Linked DNA regions of Homo sapiens: region 2 is linked to region 1. The links are chromatin loops, found by intact Hi-C in ENCODE. Cell type or tissue: natural killer cell. All regions are shown on one strand.

Region 1 (5,000 bases):
CTGCCACCCAGGCTGGCTCTGCCTCCCCCAGGCTGGGATTCATCACCCGTGCTTGGTTCAGTAGCCTTTCTGGAGACTGCATCGTGCCCCAGTCCTTTGGGGTCCCTGAACTTTGGGGGTGCCAGAAGTGATGCATTCCATTAGAAACTAAAGAACCTTGAGTTACTCTCGGAAGAGCTCTGGTATGGAAGGCAGAAGACCGAGGCATGAATTCCAGCTATGCCACAGACTCACTGTGTGACTTTGAGCATGATCTTTCTGGGCCTCAGTTTCTCCATCTGCCCTGCCTCTTCCCTGCCAGATGTAGAAAGTGCTCCTTAACTAGGGGCATCTATGAAATGGGAACAACAGCGATTTCTAACTCAAGGTTGAATGAGATGAATCAAGGAGACAGTTGCCTCAGGGCCTTTGCACGGCTATTGTCGCTGCCTAGAATGCTCTTCCCCCAGACACCCACATGGTTCTTTCTGCTTTCTGCTTAAATGTCATCTCAGGGAACCTCCCCTGACCACACAGCTTAAAGTACTAACACCTTCCCCAAATGCCTTCTCTCCTCCTCCTAATTAATTTTTCTCCAGAAGTTATTATATGATCACTGGCACACACTGTATGCTTTTATTTTGCTTATTATCTTTCTCTCATGTCCAGAATATAAGTCTCATGAGGTCAGGAATTTTTGTCTGTTTTGTTCACTGTTGTGATCCAGCACCTAGCACACAGGTGCATAGGAGATGCTCAGTAAATATATAAATGAATGAATGAGTAAATAATCCATGTAAAGTACTTAAACTGCAGCACCCAGCACTAAGTACTTAATGCATGGTACTTGTTGTTGTGATGATTGTTGTCACCAGTGGGTGATGGCAAGGAGTTGGATCTTGTCTTTGAGACAGTGGAGCCCCACCTCCTCCTGGGAGCCTTCCAAGACTACTACCGTCCAAGCCTACCACACTCACTCAGAGCTACAGGGGTTATTGCATGGGGCAGCTGAACCAGCCGTTGACTTGAAATCAGCCAGTGTGGACTCCAATGGCAAGGTTACATCCCCTTGCTAAGCCTCAGTTTCCTCAGCTGTCAATGAAGGTGAATACAAGTACCTACCCCATAGGATGGTGTGGCCTAAAAGAAGTGGAGCATCACCAGTGCTGAGTGCAGTGCTGGTTGCATGGGGTGGCCATTGGCTGTAATTCCTGGAACTCCGGCACATGAGCTCTGTGTTCTGTTCTGGGGCCATCTTGCCTCATCCTGTGGCCTGTGAGTCCCTGGAGGGACTGGAACCTGGTGCTCTTGGTCCCTTGCTACCCCAGCAGCCTGTGGTCAGACCTGGGCCTATAAGGTGGAGATGCATCCTCATGGCAGGGGGATTGACAAAATCGAGACTGTGCATTTGCGTACTGCCAGTCACAGACACCAGGGGGCGGCCTGGCTATGTGTGCGGGGGGGTGGGGAGGGGAGGGAGGGGAATGGGGCTGGGGCATAAGGTGGGGTGGGGTGGGGTGGGGTAGGGTAGGAGGGATGGTAAGCAGGGTTAGGGGTTTGCCCTGGCTGGTAACTTTCAACGTCCCTCTTCCAGAGCCCACCTTGTCTTGTTTTGACAGACAGGGAGATGTCTGGTCTATCTTCCCATCTGTCAGCTGTTTTTTGAGTTCTGGTTGGGAAAGAGCCCAGGAGACCTAGGTTCTTCAGCCTGGCTTTGCCACTCACTTGCTGCATGACCTTGGGCAACGACCTTTCCCTTTCTGAACCTCAGTTTCCTCAGCTGTCAAATAGAAAATACCAGCCATAGTGTCCCATCATGTGGTAGGTTCCAAGGTTTGTCTCAATTTTGTTTTTAATCAATAAGTGCATTCATGCCTGCCACAAAGTATTGCCTCCTCTTCCTCCTAATTCCTTCTTCCTGGCTGATGGCCGATCTCACCCTATTATACATGTTGCCCTCTGTTGGCTGGCAGTAGAACTACAGCTTCCGATACTGCCCTCAAGTGCGGCTCAGGGGAGGAAGGAAGAGGTGCCGGGGGAAGGGTTTGAAGCCCAGTGTTACCGATCAATTCACTTATTCAGCTAACATTTATTGAGCCCTTACTGTATACCAGGCCTGGTGATAGGCTCTGAGAACACAGCAGCGCAAATGATATGGCCCATGCCTTCAAGGAGATCACAGTTACTTGCAGGTTTGCACACCTGGGATTTTCTTTGGCGTGTCCCATGCTCCTTCCATCTGACAGTGAGTGTAGTGGTTAGGTGCGTGGACTCTGCGTGTTGGGATGTCTGAGTTCAAATCTTGGCCTTGCCATTTACTAAGTGCCTGGCCTTGGATAAGCTATTTCACTTCTGTACCTTTGTTTCCTCGACTGCAAAATAGGGATAATAATACTACCCACCTCATAGGGTTACTACAAAGGTTGAATTAGTTCATATATCTAAAGTAATTAAAACAGTGCTTGATCAGTGGTGCATAGGTGTCAGCTAAAATAATATATAGTAAATATTTGTTGAGAGATAGAGGGACCAATATGTACATTTCTCCTACCATCCCCAAGGGGGTCTGATGTGAAGGTCAGGTCAGTTAAGCTCATTTTGCAATTGGCATTTTCCATTCGGAATGTCCTCACCTGCCTCAGAGCACAGAGGTTCATTTTCACCCACCCTTGGCTGGTCCCACAGGGTTCTGGGTGAAGCCTGAGCTGGGTATCCCAATTACCAGCAGGGTAATGGTAGAAGCAAGATGATTAGCTCAGTCTCTAATGCAGACCATGTGTCAATGGCGGTGCTGGCAGTGCTTGTGGTTATGGTGTTGATGGTGGTGGTGGTGATGATGGTGTTGATGGAGATACTGGTAGTCTGATAGTAGTGCTGGTGTCAATAGGGATGGTGGTGATGGTGGTGTTGATAGTGATGGTAGTGATTGTAGTGGTGATGACGTTGATGATGATGCTGGTAATCAGATAGTAGTGCTGGTGTCAGTAGTGACGGTGGTGATGGTGGTAGTAAGAGTGGTGTCAATAGTGATGGTGGTGATGGTAGTGGTGGTGGTAATGATGGTGGTGCTGATGCTTGTAATGGTGTTGATTGTGGTAGTGATGGTAGTGCTGGTTATGGTGTTAGTGGTGATGATGGTGGTGTTGGTGGTGGTGTTGATGATGTGGATGGTGGGGATGGTGTTGATAGTGGTGATGGTGGTAGTGGTGGTGATTCCAGTGGTATTAGTGATGGTGGTTGATAATGATGCTAGTGGTGATGGTAGTGATGTTCATGGTGATGATGGTAGTGTTGCTGGTGATGGTGATTATGGTAGTGCTGATGATAATGGTGGTGTTGGTGTTGATGGTGGTGCTGGTAGTGATGGTGGTGTTGATGGTAGTGGTGGTGGTGTTGATGGTGGTAACAGTGATGCTAGTGGTGACTGTGGTAGTGTTGATAGTGGTGGTGCTGGTGATGGTAGTGGTGCTGGTGGTGATGATGGTGGTGGCGATGGTGGTAGTGCTGGTGGGAGCTCTGGGGTTTGGTTCAGGAGACCTAACCTCTTCTCCTGGGTGAGCTCACTCTTCCAGCCACAGCTACCATCAATGTTCTGGGACAGGAAGATGGGATAGAGTCTCCCTCTGAACTCTCCAGAGACCTTTTTTGAACCAGAAAAAGGAAGTCATCATTGGAACATCAACTACCCTTCCTTATCCTGCCTGTAAGAACTGTGAGGTAATTTTTTCTCTGTGCCTCAACTGCCTCATCTGGGAATGGGAAAAGGGAAAAAGCATCCTGGTCCTGAACATGTTATTTTTGTCTTTGAGAATCTGATGAAACCTGACCCTCCTCCTTGGGAAATGCAGATAATGTGTGTATATGAACACACACACACACACACACACATACATACACACACACACACATACATACACACACACACATATCCCATAATTCCACATGGGATTTGCGGTTCCCAGCTCTTCTTTAGGTCCATGGACTCTCATTCTGTCCCCACGATGGGCTAGCCTCTACCTCCTCTGCCAGCTCTGCCATCCTGAGGCCCACTCTCCAGAAGCCTGAGCTGGGACTGGGCAGTGGTGCCAACAGCATCAGGAAGCCTGCTGCTGGAGGGCTGCTCCGGGCCCCGCCCAGCCTCCCCCTTACCCCTTGGCTGCACCACAAAGGCTGTTTGGGCTCCGGGGTCTGTGGAGGGCTCTGCCAGCCTGCAGTAGACGGGGGTTTGGGTGCCACAGTGTCAGTGGCAATGGCGTCTCTGGCTGCTGATGTGGGAGAGGTGACTTCACACGCAGCTCCTCCAAGAGCACGGCCTCCAGTGACTCAGTGGAATCAAGGAAAGAGATTTGCCACCTCTCACCCAATGGGGGGAGGCAGGGGTAGAGGCAAGCAAGAGGAGTCCTCCCCTCAGGAGGTGCCAGACCCCACTCCTTGCATATGGAGTTCAGGGGAGGGGCAGCAAAGAACGGGAACCCTTGAGATCTGAGTTCCAGTCTACCTCCAGCAAGAAGCCCTTCCTGTTCACAACACAGTACGGAGCATCTGCGCGCCCCAGGAGCCCTGGGAGACGAGGTTTGCTGTCTTGTAGGAAAAGGCCCAGGGGCCTTGGTTGACTTGGCCAAGGTCCCATAGCTAGGAAGGAGCTGAGTGAGGCTTGGGCCAAGTGCTACCTCCCAATGCAGTGCTCTTTCCAGAACCTCACGGCCCTGCTACCCACTGGCTGTGGGACCGGGGACAATCTCCCTCCTTTCCCACCTGCCTCCTCTGTAAGGACTCTTCGGGGACTTTCCAGCTCTGGCCTTTCAGGACTCCCCATTTTCACTGTCCCTCTGAGGCGGCGGGTGGTGGGTGATCACCCCATTTAACAGACGAGGAACAGGTCCAGACGGGGAAGCAACTTGGCTGAGGCTTCAGGGCGAGGAAGTGGCAAAGCGGGGCTGAGAACCCAGGTCTGTGGACCCCCAGCCACAACATCAGGGGCCCCGGCCGGACCCAGGCTTCTAAGAATGCAGTGCTGGTCC
Region 2 (5,000 bases), 130 kb after region 1:
CCACTCCTGCTGGCGACTGCTTTAAAGGACAGCCCTAGCCTGCAGAGGTGTGATGGGGATCTACTGTGGGAGAAGGGGGGCTTCCTGGAGGAGGGGCTCCTGGACTGGGCTTCACAGGACAGAAAGCATTGCTGGCAGAGGCTGTCCTGAGCTGAGGCTCTGAAGAGTGGGGGGCAGAGAATATTCAAGAAATACTGGGAACAGCAGCAGCAGGAAGAAGTGGTAGTGGGTGGGCCCTGGGGCCAGCAGCCCTGCCTTCTTTTCTTTCTGGGGCCCCTCTGACCAGCGGCTGATCTTTGCTACCTTAAATCAGGGACTTTCAAAAGGAAGGGGCCTCAGTGAGCAGACTGTGCAGAGGGGAAACTGAGGCGTAGCAGGACTGGGCCCAAGGTGACGGAGTGGGTTAGAGCCAGAGCTCCCCACGCAGCTCTTGCTCTGGGTAACCGAATGAAAGAGGCTTTTTCTGAAGACCATCTTCTTTCCTCAGGCACTGGAACTTCTGTCCTATTCCCAGTGTGAGAGCCCTGGCCCTGTGGCTCTGAGACTCTCTGGCGCCCTGGCCACGTGGGGCCGCCTTGGCTCCCCTCTCCCCTCCCTGGCAGTGGCTCCAGCGTTCCACAGTAACAAGGAAGCTATTTCCGAAGTGCTGTTGGACTCCCCTCCTCCGGGAAGTCTGCCCTACGGAGGGCAAGGGAGCATGTGGTGGGAGCGTGGGTTCCGGGGTCAGATTACCTGACCCACAGCCTGGGTCCCGGAACAGGCGCTCAGCGTCGGTCTCATGGTGAAGCCTCGGTGGCCCCGTCTAAACAATGGGAACAAAAGGGAAAGTGTCAGGAAAAGAGCCCTGGGCTTGGAGTCGGGGGATCCGGGTGTGAATCCTGCCTTGCTGCTCAGGCTCTGTGTTCCTCACACGACTTCAGCATCCTGGCCTCCACACCCCGGTCTCCAGCATGGGGATGATAGTTCTGCTTCCTTTGGGCATGAGCAGAGATAAAAGCGATGGTCATGATGGTGGTGACCCACGTGACTGGAAAGTGTCCACACCTTAGGCCAGCACCTCAACCCACAAAGACAGTGTGATGGGGACACCGCAGCTCGGGGTGGGGGAAAGGAGTGTGACTTGAGTGAGGCCACCAGACTGCAAGTGACAGGACCCGTCCTCGAACCCAGGCTGGCTGTCAACCCCGCCCTCTTCCGCCAGGCCGCAGGAGTAACTGTAAACACTCTTTGTACATGGTGTGACTCAGAAACAGGGGACTTTATTCTCCTGTGACGAAAGTAACAAGGCCTGAGGTTTTGCACCAGCCCTATTGGCTCCCTTCAAGCTTGTGGCTGACTAAAACACCCAGATCCTTTGCACTCAGGCTGTTGTCGGATCAGTCTGTGGTCCCCACGTCCACCCGGCAGGCTTCATGCCTGTTAAGATTCTTCTGCTCACTTGTCCCCCAGCTCATCCACATCTCCCTGCCATTTCCAGTGGCCTCAGGAGCAAGGACAACATTTCCTCCAAGGCCTGTTAGGGCTGAGGACTCGGTCTGGAATTGGAAGCTCTGGCCGTACTGGGCCTGCCCTCCTCAGGGTAGCAGTCAGGTGCTTTCCACAAGGCATCTCCTCCCCATCCGCTCCAGGCCCCACCCATCCCACTTGCCTCGTTCACGTGACTTGCCCCATCCCCATGGGCATCTGAGTTTGCAGCCCCAGCTCCAGCTAAACTCGCCCCCAGCCCATGTTTTCCCCTTTGTTGCCAAGGGCCCTGGGAGGCAGCAGTGGGGGCCTGGCCAGAGACCAAATGGTCTTATTCCTGCCACCAAGTGTCCCATGGATTCCTGGTCTGGGGCCTCATTGGAGGAGAAGGTGGGGCTCCCTGGTTCTTGGTGACTGGCTGAGCCCCTGTGGCTCCCAGGCCCCCTGCTTTCTTTCTGAGGCTCCCAGATACCTGTTTGAGCTTCCAACAGGGATGCGTAGGGAGCTTGGGGGCCTACAAGTACCAGAATCCATTGCGTTCCCATTCTGAAAATCAGAAATCAGGCCCATGCGAGGCCTCGGGCTCTGTCCCCTCATGCCCTACAGTGGTCGACAGGCTTTTCCCACTTTTCGAGTCCCCAGCAATCACTTGTTCAGGCCCCAAGAAGCGCAGTGAGTTCTGTTTTACCTCCCACCTACATCTTGCCTCTTCTCCCTCTGCCAAACTAGAAAACGCACATGTCATTCTAGACCCAAGGCCTTAGGCAAACCTTCTCCTCCCCCTTACCCCCTCCCACATTTTTTTTTTTTTTTTTTTTTGAGATGGAATCTTGCTCTGTCACCTAGGCTGGAGTGCAGTGGTGTGATCTTGGCTCACTGCAACCTCCGCCTCCCGGGTTCAAGCGATTCTCCTGCCTCAGCCTCCCAAGTAGTTGGGATCATAGGCGCCCGCCACCACGCCCGGCTAATTTTTGTACTTTTAGTAGAGACGGGGTTTCACCATATTGGTCAGGCTGGTTTCAAACTCCTGACCTCACTCAGGTGATCCGCCCGCCTCGGCTTCCCAAAGCGCTGGGATTACAGGCGTAGCCACCATGCCTAGCCTCCATCTTTTCTAAAGGGTCCCAGGTCCAGGAAATCCCACCCCTTGTTCGGCGTGTGGCCTCCAACAAGCTTCCTCGCCTCTCCGCAGTTGCAGTTCTCTTACTTGTAAAAGAGGGCCTGGCCACCCTGCCTGACTGGCAGCCTCCCACCAAGTCACGTGAGGTAGAATGGCCGTGACCGTGTTAGGGTTGATCAGCCGAACCCTGGAGTGCACAGTCCTCCAAGGGAGCCGTCCTTTCCTCGGGTCAGCCCTGGAGAAGCTGCAGCCACTAGGGGGTGCGAACAGGGACGTTCCCGGGAGTGTTGCATGTAAGGGAACTAAAGGGGAAGCTTGAGAAGGACTGAAATGTGGGTGGAGAGGACTGCGGAGTGAACTGTGCCTCCAGTGGCCAGCAGGAAAGAGGGAGAGCAGCGTCATTCTCGCCATGCTTGTTGAATCCCTTCCGTAGCAGGGAGGATCCCCAGGGTTTTATGGGAACTCCGTCATTTCTGTGGGGCTGGATTACTGTCCCCATTTTGCAGATAGGGAAACTGAGTTTGAGCTCCAAGGTGTGCTACTAAGAAAGCAAGTTACAGAATGACACACCCGGACTGAGGCTGTTCAAGAGAGTTCCATGAGAAGCCTACTTTGCGTTTTCCATTCATGGAAGATGAAAAATGTCTGGAAAGAAACTGGTCACGGTGGGGACTCTGGAGAGGAGCTTAGAGCGGTGGACAGAGCCTTATCTGTAATGCTTTTATTTTTGTAAATATTCACGTGTTGCTTGTGAAATGTAAAATTAGTAATTAAAAAAGTGTGTGTGGCGGGGGAGGTCCCTGCAAGCTTGATATCACTCCAGAAGTGTCCCTCGGCCTCAGCAGGCCGCAGGAGGGTGGGAGCCTGGCCACCTTGACCCTCCCAGCACCTCTGAGTCCTCGGATGTGAGGCTGGGATTCTTCCTGTGTGGGCTCTGGCAGATAGGGAGTGGAAAATGCTGGCAGTTTTCTCCAGGTGTGACATCTCGTCCCCTGACCCCAGCTTCCAGGCAGAGATGGCTGTCTAGTCCCTCATGCAAGCCCCCTACACCTCTGCCCAGCATCCTGGTGGAGTTATTTTTCTGCCTGAGGCCCAGAGAGAAGAAGGCATGTTCTGGGGATCCCAGAGTGACTTAGGGCTGGAAAAGCCTGCAGTCCCCTCCTGGGGCCACCTCCCATTGTTCTTGTAGACATGGGAGACAGTGTGCAAGGCAGGCTGGGATGCTGGGAGGCAGAGGGTGGCAGTGCTCCTGGGTTATCTCCCTGCCTCCCTTGGGGGCATGAGCCACTTTCTCATGTCTGTTGCCTCAGTTTCCTTTTTTTAGATCTAGGGTCCTTGTTCCGTTGCCCAGACTGGGATGCAGTGGTACAATCAGCTCACTGCAGCCTCCACCTCCTGGGCTCAAGTGATCCTCCTGCCTCAGTCATCCCAGTAGCTGGGACTACAGGCTTGTGCCACCCCACCTGGCTAAGTTTTTCTTTTTTCTTTTTTTTTTTTAATTTTTGTACAGACAGGGGTCTCGATAGTTGCCCAGGCTGATCTCAAACTCCTGGGTTCAACTGATCCTCCCATCTCAGTCTCCCAAAGTGCTGAGATTATAGGCGTAAGCCACTGCACCTGGCCCTCAGTTTCCTCTTCTGCCAAACAGTGTGTTGTAGAGGTTTGGATCACCGTGTGTCGTAGAGGTTTGGATCACCACATGTCGTAGAGGTTTGGATCACCGCGTGTCGTAGAGGTTCAGATCACCGCGTGTCATAGAGGTTCAGATCACCGCGTGTCGTAGAGGTTCGGATCACCGCGTGTCGTAGAGCTTCGGATCACCGCGTGTCGTAGAGGTTCGGATCACCGCGTGTCATAGAGGTTTGGATCACCGCGTGTCGTAGAGGTTCGGATCACCGCGTGTCGTAGAGGTTCGGATCACCGTGTGTCGTAGAGGTTCGGATCACCGCGTGTGGTTGAGGTTCGGATCACCGCGTGTTGTAGAGGTTTAGATCACCGCGTGTTGTAGAGGTTTAGATCACCGCGTGTGGTTGAGGTTTAGATCACCGCGTGTTGTAGAGGTTTACATCACAGTGTGTTGTAGAGGTTTAGATCACCGCGTGTTGTAGAGGTTTACATCACAGTGTGTTGTAGAGGTTTAGATCACCGTGTGTTGTAGAGGTTTAGATCACCGTGTGTTGTAGAGGTTTGGATCACCGTGTGTTGTAGAGGTTTAGATCACCGCGTGTTGTAGAGGTTTACATCACAGTGTGTTGTAGAGGTTTAGATCACCGCGTGTTGTAGAGGTTTAGATCACCGCGTGTTGTAGAGGTTTAGATCACCGCGTGTTGTAGAGGTTTGGATCACCGTGTGTTGTAGAGGTTTAGATATGTGGGGTGGCACATAACGACCATTCTCTGTTCAGAAAGTCTTTTGA

Evidence for each region. A loop is a pair of places that touch in the nucleus more often than their neighbours do. Peaks named below come from ENCODE experiments on the same cell type or tissue, not always from the same donor. Only the 100,000 strongest peaks of a DNase experiment are listed, where the experiment ranks them.
Region 2: a loop joins it to region 1, with 4 times the contacts of the local background. A loop is called at or near these places in 3 of 110 quality-filtered maps.

Annotation. Positions count from the first base shown.
Region 1 is chr1:25,034,289-25,039,288 of GRCh38, reverse strand. No RefSeq gene overlaps it. Among named protein-coding and RNA genes, the nearest start is that of LINC02793, 4.4 kb to the left of the region's middle. RefSeq lists an enhancer at 4,768-4,827. In natural killer cell, CTCF peaks have their summits at 1,554, 1,756 and 1,972 (motif pointing left); DNase peaks (open chromatin) are centred at 1,418, 1,948 and 2,978; H3K27ac peaks cover 2,409 bases.
Region 2 is chr1:24,907,572-24,912,571 of GRCh38, reverse strand. The region is part of intron 3 of RUNX3 (RUNX family transcription factor 3); the gene reads left to right. Among named protein-coding and RNA genes, the nearest start is that of MIR6731, 9.3 kb to the left of the region's middle. In natural killer cell, CTCF peaks have their summits at 2,518 and 2,739; DNase peaks (open chromatin) are centred at 541, 1,251 and 1,601; H3K4me3 peaks cover 676 bases; H3K27ac peaks cover 5,000 bases.